Linked DNA regions of Mus musculus: all the other regions are linked to region 3. Evidence: chromatin loops called from intact Hi-C (ENCODE). Cell type or tissue: heart. All regions are shown on one strand.

Region 1 (8,000 bases), 420 kb before region 3:
CCAGTTGTAGATTTCTGTAGTAGTCTCCATGTACTGCATCCAAAAGCTTGTCTGATGAAGGATGAGAGCTATACTCACTTGGGAGTGTGTGAACATGCATTTACAATATAAACAGAAATAATACTGATTTAAAAATTAAAACATGCAGTTCTGTTCTTCCTTTCAAGTTGCTTTTCTATAAGCTTAAAAAATGATAATCAGACAGCCAGAGGCCAGAGGCCTAGTCTACTGCCTCTACAATGGATGAGTAAGTGATGGAAAGATAGTAAAGAAAGAGAAACAGCCGTTCTGCACACTGAAGAGAGTTGTAATGGGAGACATGAAGGCCTTGAAGAATAGTTTGAGGTGACTGTCCTGCACTACCACATGATGTCATGGGTGATGTTTGAGCCCATGCTGCTGGCAAGGCCATGTCTGGGTCCATGGTAGCCCTACCACAGTAGGGGTCTGGGGTCAATGTCCATGGCCTGTGTTACCACCAATGGCCATGTGGACATTCTTGGTCTGGGCTGCCACCTGAAGCCATGTCAATGTTTGAGAGCCCTGTTGAGCTGGCCTTGCCCTCCACTGGCCACCACACAGTGGTGCCCATTGTGGCATGGGTGCAGGAGAGCTGGCTCCATCTGTCACTTGGGCAATTCAGGAAAGCTGGCCCTGGTGGCATGAGCATTGGAGAGCTGGCCTCACCATGTGCCAGATCTGGCACTCAGGAGAGCTGGCCCTTACCATTACCTGCTTACCCCAGGAGAACTGGCCCTAGTGGTGTGGGTGCAAGAGAGCTGATAGTTTGACCAGCTCAGCTACCACCTAGGACCAGATCTAGGGCTTTGAGCTGACACACCACGACATCTACCCTACTTATGAGCTGCTGGAGCATGTGAAATGGCTAGTCCTGTTGAACCAAAGCTCTGGAATCTCCATAACTCAGGGCAATAGTAAGGTATCAGAGAGGAGTCTTGCTGAATGCCAATTAGTGTTGGTGTAGAAAAAGCCAGAGGTCTGGAATCAGACCATTCCACTGGACATTTTCAAATAAAGCTGTTTGGACAAAAGGGTATACTGTGTGACACATCATGACATACTGAACTTTCCACAGCAAGTTTCTTTTTAATTTGTTATATCTTGTTTTTAGTTTTTTTTCAGAGGGAGTTTGCAAGGGCAGAGGGTGGATATGGGAGAATGAGTGGGATTGAGCATGATGTGAAATTCACAAGGAATCAATAAAAATTATGGAAAATGATAATCATCTTCGTTGCCACTAAACAAATACATTATGGAAAAATTTCATAACCATTTTTATTACCACTAATCAAATATACTAAGCCTTATTACTATATGGGATAATTAATGCTGCCAGTTGTATTACAGAACATTCTATATGGTTTACACTGTATTAGTCAGGGCTCTTGAGAGCTTCAAACCCAATAGAATAAATCTCTGTATATGAATATATACTAATGTACATGTGGGGTGTGTGTATGTGTGCGTGTATCTGTTTGTCTGTCTATGTGTGTGTTAAGGGAGTTTTTAAGTTGGCTCACCCAATATTGTTAGGGTCCTTCAACCCTTGCTGTCTTATAGCAGAGACAGAACTCTGTAGTTGGTTCAGTCTACAGAGTAGGTGCCGAAACAGTGCTAATTATTTACTGAAGGCCTGGAGGATTTCTGGAGAACTGCTGATCTTCAGTCCAAGCTGTAAACAGGAAGACGGAGTGCTGAGTTGATGAGTGAAAGATTTAGCAGAATCAGCAACACAGTATAATGAATTCAGGAATTAGAGGTAAAACCAAGGAAGAAGAAAGAGTGAAAAAGCTTTGTAGGATAAAAGGAGTAGGTATACCGTTCCTGCCAGGGGCAAGCTTGTCTCCAGGGAGTGCTCTCACCCCCACCCCCCAAGACTCAGGGGAGATTGCCATTTTCTCTCCAGTGACTGGCTAAGGTGGGACCTGCCAGGAGCTCGCAGGCCAGAAGCAGAACAGCTGGGTCAGGGTCCTTCTTGCCTCCATCTGTACCCAGGAGGTGGAGCTGTTCTGCAGCCTCTGTGCACTGGTCTTGCTAGGAGAAAGCTGATCTCCCAGGAGTGCTGACACAGACTTACAGACTCACTGGAGGAACAAGCTCCAGCCAGAGACAGCAAGAACATCTAACAGAGATTACCAGATGGCGAACCAGGCAAACACAAGAATCTTGCCAACAGAAACCAAAACTACTTGGCATTATCAGAACCCAGTATTCCCACGACAGCAAGTCCTGGATACCCCAACACACCAGAAAATCAAGATTCATATTTAAAATCATATCTCATGATGCTGATAGAGGATTTTAAGAAGGACATAAATAACTCGCTTAAAGAAATACAGGAGAACACAGTTAAACAGGAAGAAGCCCTTAAAGAGGAAACACAAAAATCCCTTAAAGAGTTACAGGAGAACACAGGTAAACAGGTGAAGAAATTGAACAGAACCATGCAGGATCTAAAAATGGAAGTAGAAACAATAAAGAAATCACAAAGGGATAAAAGGAGTGGGTCAGACCAGTAGCGTTTTAAGTTACTATAGACCCATACTGTACTGGATGGTTTTGTGTGTCAACTTGACACAAGCTGGAGTTATCACAGAGAAAGGAGCCTCCCTTGAGGAAATGCCTCCATGAGAACCAGCTATAAGGCATTTTTTTCTATTAGTGATTAAGGGTGGGAGGGCCCATTGTGGTTGGTGCCATCCCTGGGCTGGTAGTCTTGCGTTCTATAAGAAAGCAAGCTGATCAAGGCAGGAGAAGCAAGCCAGTAACATCCCTCCATGGCCTCTGCATCAGCTCCTGCTTCCTGACCTACTTGAGTCCAGTCCTGACATCCTTTGGTGATGAACAGCAATGTGGAAAGTGTAAGCTGAATAAACCCTTTTCTCCCCAACTTGCTTCTTGGTCATGATGTTTGTGCAGGTATAGAAACCCTGACTAAGACACATACCTATCATGTGAGTTGAGAGATCTTTCCTAATGTGTGTGTGTGTGTGTGTGTGTGTGTGTGTGTGAGAGAGAGAGAGAGAGAGAGAGACAGACAGACAGACAGACAGACAGAAAGAGAGGAAGATTTCTCCAAAGTACTCTTTGTGTCTCTACCTTTTGTCCTGTCCCATCATTCTGATCATCTTATGCACCTTCATTACTGAGTTCATTCAAGATGGCATAAGACATATACACCCTAGTGTAGATCCAGAAAACCTAGGATCTAGTACTGGATCCTATGTCTTTTGGAGTTTCTAACATGTTTTCCAAGGCATGGAAATGATCTCAAGGAAACTTGGTTGTCCTGCCAGGAACATATGATGTACTGATGAACTTAGCACTTCATGGAAGCTAAAGTCACAAGGAAGCTCATTGAGAAGTTTGAAATACACACACTCTTGTACACACACATGGATACACACTCATTCAAACACAAACACAGACACTCATACATACAAACACACACTCATACACAAACATACACACACCCATACACAAACATACATACACACACACATCACACACATCACACACACACACACACACACACACACACACACACACACACACACACACACACCTTATTTGTAAGGTTCTGGGTCTAGGCAGTGATATGAAACAAATGCTATAAATGCAGAACAGTGGATGGAAGGAGGGGGAGGAGTTAGAGATCTTCACATGTAGATTCTTATAGTAAAATATTAAAAAATCTGATCCGAGGAAAGAAAGTGGCTTGTGAGCCAGGAACATAATGAATGTTTGCTACCAATCAACTGTACTTGACTCTTTATTTTCAGCTTTCTTTCCTTGAGACCCAACATCAATGTGATATATTTAATTGAGCCACAAGAGGGTGGTGGTGGGCAAGAATACATGCTCAGAATTCTCAGTGAACTTCTGGTGCCTTGGAAGGTTATCCTGAGATGAATGAAGTCATGCAACCCTGGCTCTGGGCAGTTGCATTCTCGTATTTGTGGAAATTTGAGGCAGATTATATTAATTCATTACGCTGAAACTTAGTTTTAAGGATATCATTGCTCATGTTAAGAGGTATGTGTAAAAGCAAATAACCCAATTAAGTGATGGGGTACAGAAGTAAACATAATTCTTGATAGAGGAATCTCTAGTGCCTAAGAAGCACTTAAAGAAATGTTCAGTGTCTTTAGTCATCAGGGAAATGCAAATCAAAATGAGTCTGAGATTCCACCTTACAGCCATCACAATGGCTAAAATCATAAACTCAAGGGACATCAAATGTTGGCAAGGATGTGGAGCAAGAACACTCCTCCATTGCTGGTGAGAGTACAGACTTGTACAACTACTTTGGAAATCAATCTGGCTGTTTCTGAGAATATTGGGAATATTTTACCCCAAGACCCAGCTCTACCACTCCTGGGCATATATCCATTATATGTCACACTATACCACAAGGACATTTGCTCAACTGTGTTCATAGCAACTTTATTTATAATACCCAGGAACTGGAAACAACCTAGATGTCCCTCAACTGAAGAATGAATTTTTAAAACGTGGTAAATTTACACAATGGCATATTAATCAGTTATTAAAAACAAGGACACCATGAAATTTGCAGACAAATTGATGGGGCTAGGAAATATCATCCTGAGTGAGGTAACCCAGACCCAGAAAGACATGAATGGTATGTACTCACTTATGAGTGAACATTAGCTATAAAATGCAGCAAAACAATGCTGCAATCCAAAGACCAAAAGGAATTGTATAATAAGGAAGACCCAAGGAAGGATGTGTGACTCTCACTCAGAAGGGGAAACAAAATAGTCATTGGAGGTGGATGGAGAGAGGGAACTGAGTGGGAGAGGGGAGAGGAAAGACACGGGGATAACAATCAGCTGTGGGTAGAGGGAAGCAGGGCAGGACTGGGAGTGAGAATGGAAATTGGTGGGGAGGGGCATCTCTGGGACTAGCTGGAAACATGGGATGGGAAAGACTATGGGGAGTCTATGGGAGAGCCTAGCTGAGATTCCTATCAGTGTGGGATATAGAGACTGAAGTAGCCACTGTTTGTAGCCAGGCAGGACTTCCAGCGGAGAGAAGGGGACATCAACCCATCCACAAAACTTTCAATCCAAAATTTGCCCTACCTAGAAGATGTACAGGAATAAAGATGACTGTAGAGTCTGAGAGAACAGTCAACCAATGACTGCTCCAACTTGAGACCTATTGTATGGGAGAGGGCCCTAACACTATTAATTATATTCAACTATGCTTGCAGACAGAAACATAGCAAAACGGTATTTAGAGACCTTAGAGACTTCATCTAGTAGCCAGTGGTAACTGAGGCAGGGTCCCACATCCAGACATCAGGCAGAGCTCAGGGATTCTTGTGGGAAAGTTAGGGATAGAATTGAGCAAGCCAGGGGGTGTCAAAGGACACCACTAGAAGATCTACATAGTCAACTAACCTGGGCCCATGGGGGTTCACAGAGATTGAACCACCAACCAAAGAGTACACAAGGACAGGACCTAGGCACCTACACATTTTGAGCTGATGTGCAGCTTGGTCATCATGTGAGTCCTCTACATTTGGAGGAGGGCTGTCTTTGACTCTGTTGTCTTCCATTGGATCCCCCTCTCCTACCTGGTTGGGCCTCAGTGGGAGAGGAAGTGTTTAGTAATATTGGGACTAGATGTCACTGGGCAGGGTCCTACCAAGAGGGGCTGTTTCCTTTTTCTGAGGAAAAGGGGAGGAGGTAGTGAGAGGAAGGATATGTAAAGGGGGGAATGGGACAAGATGAGGGAGCTGTGATCAGGATGTAAAGTGAATAAAAAATTTAATCAAAAAATGTGCTTTAAGAACATGAGACTAATTAACCAGTTAATTATGATAGTGACAAAAGTAGTTATAACTCTAATTTCAAAGAGTGGTTTTGGTTTCTTCTACATTTATTCTACCCTGTACTCTTGGTAGAGATAAGGGAATCTTCTAGATTTTGTCTCTTATTTACCCATGTTCCCTTTCCCTTCTTTAATGTTCTTATGACATAGGTGCTAGCAACTGACCTCTGATATTCTGTAAGAGCAGCGACTGCCCTTAACCACTGAGCAGTCTCTCTAGTCCTAAATGTATTTGATCATATCTACTCCCCACTCCATCCCTCCATCTCATCCTCAGGCCCTTCCCAACACATCTCCCTTCATTTTCATGTATTTTTTTAAAAATCCATCGTTTAATATTAGAGAATATGACCTTATAGCTCTTTGAAAGCTAGCCAATAGGGATGAAGCTCCCAGGTCACTAGCAGCTTGATTCAGTCATGTTGGATGGCTCCTGTGTTGTGTCTTCAGTGATAGGGTCTTACTCTCAAGTGTCAAAGTAATCAAGAGCAATGATGAGAGCGTGCTGACATTCGTAAAGGTGTAGCCATCTACTGGGGCATGAAAAACTATCAGTGGACAGCCACCAAAGAAAACGTTTTGTCCTTCCCCCAGGAGCTATGAATTGCCACTAGTTCCTCAGCTAGGGATGGGGCTCAGCAGGGCTCTCTACTGTATGCTAGAAATTTTAACCTGCTTGAACTCCTGCAAGTCCTAAAGACATAACTACAGATTCTGTGATTTAATGTGTATAACAGCTATATGCTGTCTAGAGCACTGCATTCCACAGCACTTCCGGGCCATTTCTTATCCTGAGGTTTAAGATATTTCATCCAGGCTATCAAATCTGTGTGCTAAGCACATGCTGGGAAAGTATGAGCATCTGAATTTGGATCCCCAGAACCTGTGCAAAAATGGAGGTGACCCATCTGTAATCTCAGTCCTTCCTGCTGTGAAATAGGAAGAGAGATAGAAGAGAGATAGGAAGGAGGCAGAAGACATGGAGACTTGGGTCAGCTAACCTGAAATCTATATAGCAGGAAACCAAAAATCCTGTCTCAAGAAAAGTAGAAAGTGAGGACCAATGTCTGAGGTTGTCCTTTGACCTTCACACATATTGTGGCATGTGCATGTACAAATGTATTAACATGAACACAAACGCAGACATGTACCACACATACATTTGCAAAGATAAAAAGAAAAAGAAATTTCTAGTAGTTAAATTCATTATATAAGTTTAATTTTAAAAAGCCTTCTAGAAGTAAATTAAACATTATGAGTTGATTTTTAAAATGGCTAAAATATTTACATGAATAAGAGAATCATATTTGAACTTTCCCACAAATTCAGGATATAACTTGAGTTTAAAATATTAGGCTTGACCAACAATTAATTGTCGATTACTCATTAGAACACAGATTTCTAATGATTAGGTAAGAATCAGAGAAGTCACTCAAGGGTGGCAGGTTCCATTCATCTGTAGACAGATAAGGAGAAGGATGTTTAGAGTTTTAGCTTGATTTGCCTCACATTTGTAACAAGAGCTTACGTTTGAAGACTACAGATGGGGACCCACTTTGGGACAGGGTGTACAAATATGTATCTATCAGTATCAACACAAATAATAGCTTTTATTGTATGTTCTGCTCTGGACACTCTACTGAATGCGTTATTGTACAATTTCATGCCAAACAAGTAGGACAAGCTACCATCACCGTGTAGTGAAGACTCTTATGCCTTCAATGTGTCAGATATCAAAGCCAGCGTTGAGAAATAATCTTCTCCGGAAGAGCATAGGCGGGAGCCAAACCACTTTGCTTTTCTGATCTCATTTTAACTTCCTTTACCTGACCACAAAATTGGGTGTTTTGAATCTGTGACTTCATATTGAATTCTTTCCTAGGAACTGGGAGGGCTGTGAGGGTCACCCGCCGTGCTACTCAGGTTCTGACAGGTGGGTACCACCCAGGAAGCCTTTGTTCAATGCTTTGAAATATTTGCTCACTTTCTGTAATCATCTTCATACTTGGTTTTCAAGTGTCATCTGTGAAATGGCACTCTTTCCTTTTGATCTGGCACAGCTACACCAATTGCTTGATCCTCTTAGCTTTATTTATGTAGTTTCTCTGCCTTATCAG
Region 2 (8,000 bases), 160 kb before region 3:
TATCCTCAGGTTGTTCTACCAGTCTTGAGATATAATTAAAATTTGATCTTCAATCTTTTCCAATTTATGCTACTACTCAAACTACTGAGAGCTATTTGTTCATTGTTTGTCTCATAGTGTTATTTCCAGCATATTTCATCATAGTTTAGAACCCTCACAGTAATTCTATTTGTTAGTAATGTCATAATCAAAAAAGAATTTCAGAGGTAAATTTTGATTCATGTGTGAAAATAACACATGATTTTATAATGACATAGGCTTGATGCTAAATAGATATTTAAAGTTTTTGTTATTAACCAGTTGCCTACACACAGTTGGGTGCTGGATCCCAGCTGTCTCTGTCTCTGGTTCCTCACCCTATTTTCCCACCTGCCTGCGGCAGCCTGTGTCTAAGTCTCCTCAGTGTGGAGAAGCACCTGAATGCAGAGTGAGAAGCCCTGGAGTTGTAACCTGAGGTTCAAGATTAGAACTGTGCCCTTGTTAGGAAGAACCAAGTTGCCTGTGGAATTGGTTTCTGAGCTCAGTTTGCCTCTCTTTTCTGTTCCACTCTCAGACCTTAGACTGCCTAATTAGTGAATGGCTTAAAAGCCTTTGCAGGTACAAGAGCTCTGCTTTTGTTAATTACATGACCTTAGGACAGTGACCACCAAGATCATGGAACTAAAACCAGCCAGGACCGATATAAACCCAATACCCATTCCGTTTGCCCATTTAGTTCTGAAGTGTCCCAGTGTCTCTATTGCTTCCATAAGCACCAGCAATCTCTTACAGTGCAGTCCCAGAAATAGAGTGCTGTACAAAGGAATTTCTCTTCAGGGTTGCCTACCTGAGCCTGTGCGCCTTGTCACCCAGTCACTTCCAGCTGAGCTCTCAGAAACCCCAAGAGCTTTAACTATGGGTTTTCTCAGTCTGATCCTTGGTTCCTTCTTGTGAAGTTCTAACTGTCCCAGCCCTTCCTTCTTCTGTGCTCACTGCACAGGAAGTGGCGCTTACAGTCTGGACATGTGAATGTGCCTTTACTTCCTTTTTCATAGACTTCCAGTAACCAGGAAAATGACTAATTGGACCAGTTCTGGGAGACTTGTAGGTTACTTTTCCTTCCCATAAAATATCATCATGACAGCACTGACATTTTTATCACTGGTTTGAATTTTGTGTCTCTCTAATTATCCTAGATCTAGAATACACATTCAGTGGCAGAGCTGAACCTGCTGAGCATCTCAGAGACCCTAATTTCTGATCTGATCCTCAGTGTGCATTATGCTTACGTGTCTATTGGGTGCCAATGGACAGAGTGAACCAAGTTGTTATGAAAACTGACAAAGGTGTTCTTCTTCCGAGCTGGTTTGCGTCTGCGAAGGATAGCATTGCCTTCAGATCCTGACTTAGTGTCAGTGGAGTTCTGCACATTCCATCTTGGCCCACAATGATATGAGTATCACAAAACCAAGCAAAAACTTCCGTTCTTCCCAAACTTATGAGTCATGAAAGTTGTGGCAGAGATGGAACAAGGAAGATGAACAGAGTTAGACGTCATATTCCCCAAGGCCAGTGATCTTGTGGTGTTAAGTAGAATGTCAGTCAGAGTAGCTTTTCTCAGCTCTGTAACTACTCCATGCTAGAGGGATCATGCATGGGGTTAAAAACTAAAATCTACAGGTAAATAAATAATATGCTACATTTATAAAGGCTTTAATCAATGAACTTAACAAAATATTTAATGATTTCTGCAAAGCTCAAAAATCTAGATCACTATTAGAATACAACTAAGTTTTTCTTTGGTAGTTAGACAGTTACCAGGAAACACTTCCAATCAAAAAAGGGGGGGCAAAAATAGACATGAATACCCAATGGTCTCATGGGCACTGTTTTTTTTTCTTTTATTGATTCTTTGCAAATTTCACATCATGTACCACAGCCCCACTTACCTCCCCCTCCTCTGGTACCTGTCCTCCACCCTTGCCATCTCCCCCCAGCAAAGAAAAAAAAATCTCATTGTGGAAGCTGTAGTGTGTCACAGTGTATCCCACAGTATTCCCTTTTGTCTAAATTTATTTGCTTGAAAATATCTGTTGCAATGATTCTTGGTCTGGTATGAGACCTCTGACTTCTGCTATTCTATCAATACTGAAACCTCACTGGGACTCCTCTCAGATATCCTGTTGCCCTGTGTCATGGAGATCTTATAGCTTTGGATCTATAGGACCACTCCCTTCATACACTCCAGCTGTTCATCGATGAGGTAGATATTGGGGTGGGTCAATTCAAAGCCCTGAACCTGGGCCTGAGAAGTTTATGAGCTTGTCAGATCACAAGCTCTCAGGCCCTTGGTGCAGCTCACTGGCAAATGCCAGTGAGGGACAGGACCACTTCTCACACTCTCAGAACCCTGGGGCCAGCTCTCCCACCTGCCATAGATGGCAAAGGAAGAGGGAGGGAGAAGGTATCTCTCCATCACCCACTCTGTCTCATGGCAAGCTAGTTGCAGACATGTTTACACCCTTGGGGCCCACTCACTGGCAGACCCCACATCCGGGTCAGCTCTACTGTGCTGACCAGGTGAGGTGCAGGTCTCACCCTAAGTGCTGCATCTGGGGGTGGGGGTAAGTCTAGCTCTCCAGCTCTCATGATCCCAGGGCCAGGTCTTCTACCTGCCAAAGGTGGTGAGGGGAGAGGTAGGAGGAGGCTGTCTCTTCCTTGTTCCTGCCACACAAGGGAGACTCCTATGCTCCTATCCTTGAAGGCTGCTCACCTGCAACTCCTCAAGTGTGGGCCCTACTCTTTTGAGAACTTGAGCTGGCTAGGGGCGAAGTCAGCTTTCCTGCTCTTAGCCCACCAGAGCCAACTCTCTCAAGATGCTCAGATGAGACCTCAGATATCAAGATGTCCCCAATCAGCAGCCCAGACCAGAGACATCTGCTTAGCCTTCACTCGTGACAGACTTCTGCTGCTGTAGGGCCTCAGACCCAGATGTGGTCCATGGCAGCTGCACAGGCCAGGACCCCACCATGGTCCCAAGTGGCATCACTGGCACTCACATCTGGCTGTTCCTCACTACCCTGGAGTCTCCAGCTCTGCTTCTCTCCATTGTGCCCACACCCTTCTGTTTCTCTTTCTCTTCAATTTCTCCTCCACTTGCTTGCTCCTTTTGGTGGTGCCAGGGGTCTCTGAGCACCTGAGCATCTCAGGAGTGGTCTCAGGAATGCCAAGCCTCAGTTATGCACTATGGAACCAGACAGGAATCATCTCGGTCACGGTCTACAGGATCACACGTGTGGGGCATCCAACTGATGATCATTTCAGGCTGGATGCATGTCCAAGCCCCATGACACCAGTCTTGTGGTCATCTTAGGCACACTCCTTGACCCCTACCTCCCAGTTATTCCTTCTTCTATCACAGGCTTACTCTTTCCCAGGGTGTACAGTCCCATGTGGGGTCCTTCTAGTCTCTGTCGTGCTCTCCACCCTGGGAACCCATCCAGTCCTGCCTGGCATCAGACTGGTGATCATTTCAGGCTCACTTTTTTCAAGGAATGTTAGGCTACTAATCATTCAGATGTTCAAAGCTCAGAACACTGAGTGCAGACCTAGTGTAGACCTAGTATAGACCTAGCCTCTTTCCTCTCTGCCACCTGCTGACACACAAGTGACACACCAGAAACTATTATTTTATTATTGGCTATGACTTGTGCCTGTCCCTCTGGATCCAGGGGTCATAAGGTTAGTGAGCAGCTCTGGGGCTTACTAGCCACTTCACTCAGAAGTCATCAAACTCTGTAGGATACAATTGGCATACTTTTTGCACCATCTACTTCATCCCATTTCCTGATTTCAAGCCAGAAGAATCTTCTGCAGGTCTCATAGTAAAACAATGGCCAGATGTGCCCAGACTGAAAGAGAAGATGGATTCCTGATGTGTTTTCAGTATCCCAGAGAAATTTATTGTAACAAGATGTTGGAGTAAAATCTAGAAACCTCTAGAATTCTCAACATCATGGAATGTTCTATGAGGTGGCATATTTTGAAACAGGGATTGTGGAAAGAGCAGCTTTTCTTTAGTCATTGTGCCACCATTAATGTCAGGATGTCATTCAACACTCTTCACTAATATTTTCTCTTCATTTGTGTGGGGCACACCTGTGTATAAAATGTGATACCACTTCTGTGAGATGGTCAATGTCTTAGCCAGAATTCTCTAGAGGAGCAGAACTGAGAGAATGAATGTGTATGTATTATATATACATATATTTATATATTGCAAAGGGAAGTTATTAGATGAGTTTACATGATCCCAGCTAAGCAGTTAAACAGTGCAGAGGAGACGAGTCACTCAGCCCATGAAGCTTGATGTCTTCACAGTCTCAATCTGGCACTGAAAGCCTGGGGGATTCCTGGAGATCTGCTAATCTTTAGTCTATGTTGGAAGGCCAAAGAAGTTGGGTTCAGTTTGGCAGCCAATAATGGGAGCAGCAGCAATAATAACAGAGCCGATGTGCAAAACTACACCAGCAGGTGGCAGCACCTCTTCTTTCCAACCCTCTATTTCTGTATTGCTGTGGGAAGATATTGCCCACTTACAATCAGGGAGAGTATTCTCCATCCAGTTAATCCTCCTTTGAAATCCCCTTAAAGACTGCCCTCCAGAATCTCTCTTCATTGGTTGCAGATCTGATTAAGTTCACACAAAAAAATATGTTTTTAAAGATTTATTTATTATTATATCTAAGTACACTGTAGCTGTCTTCAGATGCACCAGAAAAGGGCATCAGATCTCATTATGGATGGTTGTGAGCCACCATGTGGCTGCTGGGATTTGAACTCAGGACCTTTGGAAGAGCAGTCAGTCCTCTTAACTGCTGAGCTGTCTCTCCAGCCCTCACACAAAAATGATTAATCGCCATAATGATCAGTTGACTTTGATTCTATCATAGAGGATATTATTATACATGAACCTAGAATAATTAGGTGTGCCAATTCAAAGAAAAAAAAACTCAAAAGAACTTGACATCTTTGCTTCCCTGTTTTCTCAAAGTACACTACCATTCATTCTAAACCAGTAAAGAAATGAATTCTGCCCTGTGATCATGAAAGAGAACCAGAATCACTATAGGACACGGCAATCCATCCAACAGCACAAGCATAGCCTACAACTTATAAGCAAGCACTTGACAAAACTATATCCCTATCTTGACACATGGATGCTGAGTGTCAATAAAGATGTGGGGGTTTATTTAAGTTTCTAGGTTTGTGTAACTGATTACAATGCAATAGAAAATGCTTGAACCAAGCCTACCAGGGTTCCAACAGGTTACTTTGCATCCAAGGAAAGAGGGGCACACATCAACACAGAAGTCTACTGTACTTTAAATGATCACAAATAATTCCTACCCTAAAAATAAATTCATACTGAGGAATGTAAGAAATGGAAGTCCAAGTTCCAAACATATCCTCTAGATCACAAGACCCAAAGAGAAAAGGCCCTGGCCAAAGTCTGGAAGTGTGATTCTTTGCTGCCTGTGCCCCGGACTACTCGATGCCCAACCCTGCCTGCCCTTGGGGGTTGGAGGTGAGGTGACACGGAATCAACAACACAGAGGTCGCAGGTGCCATTCCTCCTACAACTCTTGTACCTGGGTCCTTCGAGGGCTGGCTGTAAAGATGCCTAATTGTTCTGAAGTCACTTCTAGCTGTCCATAGACGTGTCTGATTGCCAACAATTTTCAACTTGGTTTTAGCTCAACTCTCCTCTTCCAGGGGCTGCAGAAGAAGGCCTGTCAAATGCTGAGGAAATTTTATTTATTCCTCTTACTTCAGAAATATAGAAGCAGACACAAAGTAGGAAACTAAAGTCAAGGAACTGAGATGAATCTAGTTCCGTGGTCTCAGTTACTGTATTTACCACCTGGTGGCTGACTTGCTCTCATCCCACCATCTTCGGACTTGCATCTAGAAGCCTGCCTACAGCCTCACATACATGATTCTGCAAGATGACCAGTCATATACCTGTGCAGAGAGGCCTGCCTGAAACAGACAAGCATGTCCTCATATTCATCTTTGGTCAGTCAGGATGCCTTTAGAGAAATGGTGTACAAGAATGAGTGAAATGTTTTCCCTGCCTCTTCTGTGTGACTGACAGTTCTGGGTGATTTGAACGAGAGGTTAAATGAATCTGATGTTACCAGCAAAGCCTCACGGGGTGCTTCCGTATGTTCAGCTTTAAATGTAGGAGGGAAATATTTTCTGCCACACAGTTGAAGTCCTGACTTCTGGAAACATTTTATTTATTCAGTCACTGGGCTGAGATTTACTCACCAATTTCAGAGTTTTTTCCTAGATGCTAGAATCAGAGTGGCATGCAAAAAAATAATTCTAGACCTCTTAAGGAAGACAAATAAGGAAATGAGAAATGTGATGCCCCAGTGTAGGGGAATGCAAGGATGGGAAGGGGGGCACCCTCATAGAAGCAGGGGAAAGGAGGATGGGATAGGGAGTCTCGGGGGGAGGGGGGAACCGAGAAAGGGGATAACATCTGAAATGTAAATAAAGAAAATATCCAATAAAAATAGGAAAAACGAAAATGAGAAATGTATTGTTCATTAGGATTTCATGATTAGAACAGCTTTCAACTCAGCCTCATCTCCGAAGCTTTTCATCATGTTTCCGTAATGCATTTTTGTTACATAATAAAATGATTTAATCAAGTTTACACTTGTTAAATTGTGAAGAAAGTCTGGTGCATTCTAAACAAAATAATGTATCGTGTTTCTGTTATCTTAATTGGCAAATGATAATTATGTACATATTGGAGTATGTTGAGCTTTGATGTCTCTGGGATGACTTATGAGGATAAATAAAGTACCCATCTAGTCAACTGATTTTAATGAGATATTTAAAATCTTCTATTTTAAGTTTCTAAACATATTTTATTTGGGAAATGATGACCAGAGTATACAATACGATTCTAAACATTATTCATCTTATGTTGCTGAAACTTTACATTCCTTAGACAAGTAGTTCTTCATTTCATACCCTTAGGACTTCTGGCCACCATAACTTGGCTTCTTTCTGTCCTCCAAGTTTGCTTTCTTAGATAAGGACATGATGTTCACACAGTGTTATTCTCTCTGTGCCTGGCTGATGGTACAGATAGATGCACTAAGGAATACAGTTTAGCATAAAATAGTAATTTAGTCCTATTGCTAAATGTTGAAATTGTGATTGCAGACATAACATCCACATTCATATCTTCTAATAGAAATGACTAACAGGTCCTTACATCAGATGGACCTGATGATATTTGCCTATAATACTAGATATTCGGAAGGCTTAAGCCTTACAAGTTCAAAGCCTGTCTGGGCTAGAGAATAAATATAAGGCCAGACTGGACAATTCAATGAGATCCTGGTTCAAAATAAAAATTAAAATGAAGACTGAAAATACAACTCAGGGTATAGTGTTTGCCTTCCCTGTGTCAGGTCCTAGAATCAATCTCCAATACAAAATCCCCATATAAAGAAATCTAATAAATCATTGTAGAAAGTAGTACTTATGACATGACTTTTTGTATGCTCGTTATTAAGAAAACTGTTTAATAAACTAAAATACAATAATCATTGTATAATGCTTTTCAGACACAAGAATAGATTTTGGTGCTGGATGTCGAACAGTAAACAAAATATATGTTGTTTGTGTTAGCCGATTCTGAAATTGCCTTTTAAGGCAATTTAAGCAGTTCTCCTGTAAAGGGAACAATGTGTTAAGCTTCCCAGTAGAGGGAGCAAAAGAGTTGTTGTAACAGCAAGAGGATTCCTGTGCTCTCTGGCACCAGGCACAGGCCCACAGCATGTCCATTCCAAGCCTGCATCCTCAAATTTGTAATGCAGATACCTTCTGGTCAAGAAGAGCAGACGCTCACTGATGCGACCAGCTTCATGCGGGTTCTATTGACAATCCGTGGGCTATCTGGAGACAGCCAGCCTCCTGTGGCTGTGTGCTTTTCC
Region 3 (8,000 bases):
AACACAGTGGCTTGCCTAGGCAAGCATCCAACTAAAACACCAGCGTCCTCTTTGGCAAAAGGAGGAGCCTGGTCTATCTTTAGTTTAGAAAAGGTTAATAGTCATCTCAGCAGGCATGGTGGTGCCCACCTGTAATCCCAATAAACAGGAGGGTGCAGAATCCAAAGTGCGAGTGAGCCAGACCGGGATACACACTGAGAAAGAGAAGAGAGACCCCTTTAAGATATCTAAGTTGTCTATAACAGTATAACAATAACAAATACATACTAGCTGGAATACAAAAAAAAGTCAATTCAAATGTAACTGTCCTAGCAGATCACAAATGCATGCACAAGCTCAGTATTACATCATTCTTTTCGCTCAAGAATTCACTCTGCTAGGGTGTCTGACTATACAGACATATTGGGCCCTCTAATGGCCATAGATAGTAAAGCTAAACTTTGGAGGAGTAGCCAGTCAGATATATTTTTGTAATGCTGGGGGGGGGAGACAAAAAGGAAGATGTTTTCCCCAAGTAAGAAGTGTACATGAAGGCAACATGAAAGTCATGCTCAATGGAACGCTCACCATTGGCACCATGGATGGTGCCAATGTGGAGATGGCCGAGGAGGCCAGAGAGGAGAACCTCTTCATCTTTGGTATGCGGGTAGAAGATGTTGAGGCCCTGGACCAGAAAGGGTACAATGCCAGAGAATTCTATGAGCGCCTGCCTGAGCTGAGGCAGGTTGTGGATCATCAGATCAACAGTGGCTTCTTTTCTCCCAAAGATCCAGACTGCTTCAAGGACGTGGTTAACATGCTGATGTACCATTCAAGGTACTTGCAGACTATGAAGCCTACATCCAATGCCAGGCCCAGGTGGACCATCTATACCGCAATTCCAAGTAGTGGACAAAAAAGGTGATCAGGAATATAGGCTGCTCTGGCAAGTTCTCCAGTGACCGAACCATCACTGAATACACCCGGGAGATCTGGGGTATAGAGCCCTCTGACCTGCCTACCCCACTCCCCAACCTCCCCAAGGACTAATTAATTAACTCACACAGTGAGACTAGTGGCTTGTTTAGCTGACTGTACCCTTGCCAGTCTTCAGGCACTGCAAGCAACTGCTGGTCCCTGCTATCCAAAGTGCTATGTGTCCAGGGAGGATCATGGGAATGGTTTTGAGGACCTAGACAAGGAAGGAGATGTGGCATCCTCCTTGTTTCTTACAGAAGAATTGTTGCAGAGTTCACAGCACAGAGAGGCAGAGATGGTCCCCACAGCTTCAGCCCATCATCATCCCCAGAGGCTGAGCAGGGAGGGAGTGGAGCTGAGCCCCTGAACTCCTGCAAATAGCTGAGTGAGCTTAAGCCTTTAGTTTGGGGTGTGAATAGGGATCTGTGGTGAAGCCAGTATTCCTATGTTCTGCTAGTACCTGGGTCACCAGCTGTAGGGTACAGCCAGCCCCAGTGTGTGGTCTTGTTGGCCTGCTGGGTGGAACCTTTGCTTCAGGCTTCATGCTCACAACTTTCTGTCCTTTGCCCTTGACTGTACTGAGTATGTGGGTGGTTGATCCATATAGGCCATGCTTCTTAGCCATCTGTGGAAGCCTGTGGGTGTCAAGTAGAACCCAGAACCCCTGGAGAGGAGCACTGAAGAGAGAGAGAGAGACCTTTATCCCGTAACTGAGGCCTCGGTTAAGGACTGGCAATTTTATAGAGGGTTGGCTTAGTTCTTTGCTTTTCAACAGGAAATAACACTTCATGAGGAACTGAAACTAGCTAAGCCTTCCTTTTTAGCAAGTAAACCTTGTACTTGGTCAGTGTGGATATGTCTGCTAGGCTGACGACTGAGCTGCTGGCCCTGCAGAGGGCCCAGTGTCCACTCCACTACAGCAGCAGAGTGAGGAAGACCCACTACAGGAGCCTTGCTCCTCGAGAGCAGAATCTGCATTAAGTACTGCCCAAAGGAAGTGTGTTGTCATAGAAACGATATAAAACTGTTCTTCCAGAGGCTTCACCACCTTGCACTGCTCTATCTGGTTGAGAGTGGGCAGGAGAACCCCTTACTTTCCTCACTATGGGTGCATTTGCTGGGAAGTATCTTTTCAGGACTCAATTCACCGGAGCCACTGTAGTAGCTTGTGGGGGTGGGTGGGCAGGTTCTAGGGCCGGTCATCTGCTGCCTTGTGCATGAGGTCCCTTGAAGCCACAATACATGATCACCCTTCTACTACTTGCTGTTGCCTCCTTGTATGAGAAATGGATTAAACTTCTATGCCTATGGCAAAAAAAAAGAAGTGTACACAGTTGTATGTGACTTTGATTAGGCATGTAAGTGACCTATGTACAACACCCTCTTAAGAAACTGGAACCACTGGGCGGTGGTGGCGCACGCCTTTAATCCCAGCACTTGGGAGGCTGAGGCAGGCGGATTTCTGAATTCGAGGCCAGCCTGGTCTACAGAGTGAGTTCCAGGACAGCCAGGGCTACACAGAGAAACCCTGTCTCAAAAAAAAAAACAAAAAGAAAAAAAAAAAGAAAGAAGAAAAGAAAGAAAGAAAGAAAGAAAGAAAGAAAGAAAGAAAGAAAGAAAGGAAGGAAGGAAGGAAGGAAGGAAGGAAGGAAGGAAGGAAGGAAGGAAGGAAGGAAGGAAGAAAGGAAGGAAACAAACAAAACTGGAACCAAATAGATGAAACCTTCTACTCCTTCCAGTGGAGACACAGAAAAGGCAAGTCTGCAGAGTGGGAAAGATGGTTTCAATCTATAAAACTAGGCAGTAGTTAGGAAATTCAACACATAACACAGGCTTTAAAATACGCATTCTTTTTAAATTCGTATACATAGGAATGGGCTTTGTTATGAGGCATTCACAAACATTTTCTTCTTGATCCTCTCCCTGCCCCATCCTCTGCTGGTACCTTTCCATTTCCCTCTCATCCTTTCATGTCACATGTATTCTGCTATCCCTTGTTCTTCTCTTTCCTCCTTCCCCAACTCTCTCTCTTAAGACTTCTCCTCCTATTGGTCCCCTTTCTAGTTTCAGCACACACACACAAATTAAAACCGGGAATCTGCCTATGAGACATAACAAACAGTTTTGAATTGATAAGAGAAACATGAACAAGTGCATATAAAAAACAAACTAGCATACATACAAGCAAATCACAAACATTGAAATCAAAAGCATGAGGGAAAGCTAGATATCACTCATCAATGAAGAAATGAAAACTGACATATCACCACTATGTGATTTATAATCCATTAGACTGGAAGATGTTATCACACATCAACTTTAATCAACTATTTCACCCAGCTTTTGTTCACTACCTTTATCTAGAAAGGGTTGGGCTGATATTTTGCTATTTCTTGCTGCTATTGTGTTTCTTCATTACTCTCCCACTTAAGAATGGCAACTGCTAGTGACTAGAGAGATGAATCAACTGTTAAGAGCTGTTCTTTCAGAGGACCTGTACGGGCAGTTTACAAGCATCTGCGCAGCAACTACAGCTCCCTCTTCTGGCCAGTGTGGGCACCTGCACATAGATGTAAATGTCTTGTTTATATGCAAATATCTTTTTAAATTGTCCCTTATAGTTACAAAGAACATAATTTCAAAATCTAAATGCCCAATACTACATAATACAACACTGAATTAACCTTAGTGGAAACTGTCCCTCGGCTCAGTGCTATTTTAAGTAGAGAGATAATAGTGAAGATAAGACAGGAAGGAGGAGGTTCTTCATTTCTTCATTTTTACACTCCTCCCAACCAAGATGCTTGCCTCTTATCACACCTTTGTTGACCTTCCTGGCATGGGTGGCACCTGTCGTGGAATGGATTACATCTCTTTTAAAAAGAGGGGACTTGGAGTTCTGACCACTCTCAGGTCTTTCAAAATGTGGCCTTTTGCCAGCGCAGAAGGAGGAATATCAATAAACAAGTTAAATTGTGTCCTGGGGTGGATTTGTAGAGTCTCTTAATACTTGGGAAGCAGATGTATTGCACAGGTGAATAGATTTGTAAGCAATTTCCCCAGTATATCTTATCCACAAGCATTGAAGGCTGTACTTACTGCTTGTGAAATTAATTCTTAAGAGCACACAGATTTAACATGATTTAAACACAACAGACATCAGTCTCATTTGCTAATTTCATCTGTCTCCTAAAAGCTTAGATACAAATCCTCTTGTTCTAATCACTACAAAGCTCCAGCCTCAGGAAAAATTATATGTCCAACATTTCCAAAAGGATAATTATACATTATTTCATTTCCCTTCCTTATTAAATTATGGTGTGGTCCATTCACTAGAGCAGCCAATCCCCTTAACGACCCAGCCATCCCTCCAGCTCCTTCTCTTGGATTTCTTAAAGGAAAAACTTTGAAGACAGAACATTACCCCTCTTCTGTGAAGACAAGGCTAAATCTTGAAACCAAACTGATCATTTATAGAAACAAATTAATCCTGTTAATCTATGCCAGCTTGAGATGACCACCATACCAAACCAAAACTGAAGCAATGATCAGCCTAGACCAGGACTGCTTAATTATGCATACTTTTTAGCGGACTCCCCACTCGATGCCCCAGTTTGTCCACTAGTTAAACTTAAAGGTGCCAGGTGTGGTGGTACATGCCTTTAATCCCACACTGTGTAGGCTGAGGCAGACAGATCTCTGTGAGTTCGAGGCCAGCCTATCTACATAGTGAGTTCTAGAACAGCCAGAACTACATAGAGATTTTGTCTCAAATAAATAAATAAATAAATAAATAGCTTAAAGCTCATATCAGGGCCATGAAAATGATCTTGAATGGTCATTGGAGTCCATCATTTATTATTTCAAATGAAGCTACCTTAAATTAATGGCTTTTCGAGGTTACTTTCTTTTAATTAGCATATTAAGGACAGGTGGGACTGCAGAGATGGCTCAGCGGTTAAGAGCACTGACTGCTCTTCCAGAGGTTTTGAGTTCAAATCCCAGAAACCACATGGTAGCTCACAACCATCTGTAATGAGATCTGATGCCCTCTTCTGGTGTGTCTGAGGACAGCTACAGTGTACTTATATATAATAAATAAATAAATCTTTTTTTTTTTTAATTATAAAAGTAAAAGGACAGGTGATCGAACCCAGCCGGTTGGGAATGCCCAAGCCAGTGCTTTTACCTTGAAAACTCCAGCTACAGCTCTTTTGATAGATTTGTCAAGACCAAACTCAGCAAGCGCACAGTAAATAAGCCAATGACAAATCAATAGCATCTTTCTATGTCCCTAGAGAAGAGACATAAATGTACGGAAAGTTAAGGGAACAACTTCTTACAAAACCTCGGGCTTTCGCAGCTTTCTACACCAAGGAGAAAACCCAGAGCTGTCACTAAACAGAAAAAAACTGAGAAGACCCTCGCGGAAACTTGAAACACCTCGGGCGTGGCTTGGCCTGTGGGACCTTTAACCCGCAGATAACCTGCTCCAGAACCAGGTGCTGGAAGTTTCCTCTACTTCCGTCAGGACTCTATAAAAGGTGGGACAGGATGACGTCACTTCCTGTCTTGTGTCCGCGGGCCGGCAAAGCTCTGAACTGGGAAAAGCCACTGTTGTAGTTGAGAGAAACCTGACCCGGCAGCACACGCGTGGCCATGTGGAGGCTGTTGACGCGCGTCCCCGCGCCGCTCCTGCGGATGCACTTTTCAGGTCAGAAACCTGTTTCATCTTTTAAAAAGGCATTTCCCCGATCTTCCTCCCCACATTCCAAAGTCTATGCTTACTGCGATAGGTCCTGCGCTTTCCTTACTTCTTCCACCTCCACTATGCGGAGGCCTGGGTCCTGGTCATGTGCGGGAGACGGTGCTCCGTGAGCCTAGTTGCTTCCTTGGAAGCCCATTTAGTGGAACTCGTACCCCCGTGCTTCTAGACACCTCTGTCAGGAGTGATCAGAGTGTAACAGTAATGGTTTGATTTGTCATTGTAGATTCTTGGGCAGCCCTTCCCACCAGTGCTGGTCTGAAGACGCTCCTCCCAGTTCCAACTTTTGAAAGTGAGTACCTGTCATTTCCACTTATTTTTCTCTGAGAAAAGGCATCGAAGGTGTGTTTGTGCTTCCTCCCTCCGTTGAGTGATTCAACAGATATATGTAAGGAAGGCAAACTGCAGCGAAGTCCCTCGATGTTGCAAAGCAGATAACTATTGGGCTAGTTCCCAGGCATCCTACCACTGATGTGTGGCCCATGATCTACCCAGTCAGCACTAACTGGGCATATATCAGATTTTTTTATCTTCTAAATAATAGTACAGATATGCAGACACTTAGCAATAGTAGCCAGGTGCTCTGCAGTCCTGTACATCTAACTTTTTAATGTACTAAAATCTCCAAAACTGCAAATGGCCTAGACATCTGAGGGTCTTCGGCACATAACTGTTAAACTACTGTGTGGGCTGGAGCAATGGCTCAGCAGTTAATAACACTTGTTGCTCTTGCAGAGAACCCAGGTTCAATTCTCAGAACCCACAAGATTGTTCATAACCATCTGGGACTCCAGCTTCAGGGGTTCCTACATCCTCTTCTGCACATTAATACATGCAGACAAAACACTCCTAACATTTTTGATAAATAAGGTGCTGTGTGTGCTTAGAAGTGCATACTAACTTGCAGATGTAAGAACGTATTACCAGGTCTCACAGTAGCTGCCCATAGAAGTCAGTGAAGGGAGAGTAGTTTTTGTAACTTGGAACAGCAACTTTATTATTCCATTAATGATCTGATGGCCCTTTGAGGCTTCCTGTTTTGTTTATTCTATCATGGAGCCATTCTTTCTCATATTTAATTTTTTTTTTGAGTCACAGTTGTTTTCCCCAGGATGTCATATAGAGGATAGTGACAAGAAAAATCCTACTTTGTAAGTTTACCAAGAAAAATACAACAGAAGGTTTTTTTTTTTTTCGTTTGTTTGTTTTGTTTTAATGGTATTTTTGCAATCTAGAGGAGCAGTGAGTTTTGTTTTGTTTTTGGTTTTGGTTTTTAAGAGCATGCTTCTGGCTTTGATGTTTTAACTGAAGTTCCTCTTCTTTAAAGTAGAGATTAGAATACCACTTGCCCAATTATGTTTCTTGGCCTAGCTGAAAATTATGTATGCTCCTGTTTTCAATTCTTTTTATTTTTAATTGCCTTTTATTTATTTTGTATGCATGCACTTGTGTGGGTGCGTATGTGTCAAGGCATATATCTGGAGGTCTGTGACTACTTTTGGGAGTCAGTTCTCTCCTTCTACCACGTGGGCCCTAAGGCTCCAACCCAGATGGGCAAGCAGTGCTTTTTACCGGTTGGGACATCTTGTGGGCCCCTTGTTTTCAATTTCTAATACTTCACTTTGTATTTCCCCCATTTGTCTGTTTAGTGTTGAAGCCCTAAAGAAATATAAAGGTTGCCACCACTCAGTCCAGCACTTCCTGCAGGTTCGAGGTTACACAGTGATCACATGACATCCATAAGACTGTCTCAACCCTCTGCGTACATGTTGTGGGTGTATAGCGAAGTCTTCATGTGGGACTCCTAACGGGGCTGTCTCTGACTCTTTTGACAGTTTTTGGGACCCTTTTCTTCATCTTGGGTTGCCCCATCCAGTCTTAATACGACAGAAGGTGCCTAGTCTTACTGCAACTTGATATGCCACGTTTGGTTGATATTCATGGGAGGCCTGCCCTTTTCTGAATAGAAACAGGAATGAGTAGATTGAGATGGGGGAAGAGGGGAGACTACAGTTGGGATTTTTTTTTTAAAAAAAAAAAACAATCTCAAAATACCAAAGCTGCTTTAACAGTGAATGAAGTAATAATTGAGAACAGTCCCTACAAATAGGGGCTGAACATACAGGGGGGTAATAAGTGAATTTGGCTGAGAAACATTTGTGTAAGCATTGTTATAGCTGAAAGAGTCCAGTGTCGCTAGAAACATCCAGAGGCAAATGGTAACCGCTGGAATTATTACTCATTAGGCCCTCTGCGTCGTGCACCTTCACTTATTCTT

The links. Peaks named below come from ENCODE experiments on the same cell type or tissue, not always from the same donor. Only the 100,000 strongest peaks of a DNase experiment are listed, where the experiment ranks them.
Region 1: it touches region 3 in a loop (4-fold over the local background); 21 of 42 quality-filtered maps call a loop at or near these places.
Region 2: a loop joins it to region 3, with 5 times the contacts of the local background. A loop is called at or near these places in 35 of 42 quality-filtered maps.

What each region holds. Positions count from the first base shown.
Region 1 is chr19:11,348,213-11,356,212 of GRCm38, forward strand. No RefSeq gene overlaps it. Among named protein-coding and RNA genes, the nearest start is that of Ms4a7, 16 kb to the left of the region's middle. In heart, CTCF peaks have their summits at 2,023 (motif pointing right) and 3,831 (motif pointing right); a DNase peak (open chromatin) is centred at 2,069.
Region 2 is chr19:11,603,848-11,611,847 of GRCm38, forward strand. It overlaps Ms4a6d (membrane-spanning 4-domains, subfamily A, member 6D), which reads right to left and starts at 957. Exons shown (of 7, transcript NM_026835.2): 1 at 827-957. It also overlaps the pseudogene Gm24599. In heart, CTCF peaks have their summits at 4,511 (motif pointing right) and 7,761 (motif pointing right); a DNase peak (open chromatin) is centred at 974.
Region 3 is chr19:11,764,854-11,772,853 of GRCm38, forward strand. Mrpl16 (mitochondrial ribosomal protein L16) reads left to right here and starts at 5,562. Exons shown (of 4, transcript NM_025606.3): 1 at 5,562-5,671; 2 at 5,949-6,014. The coding sequence starts at 5,617. Gm46655 (a long non-coding RNA gene) reads right to left here and starts at 2,433. Exons shown (of 3, transcript XR_001782678.2): 1 at 130-2,433. In heart, a CTCF peak has its summit at 3,500 (motif pointing left); a DNase peak (open chromatin) is centred at 5,508; H3K4me3 peaks cover 1,508 bases; H3K27ac peaks cover 954 bases; H3K27me3 peaks cover 700 bases.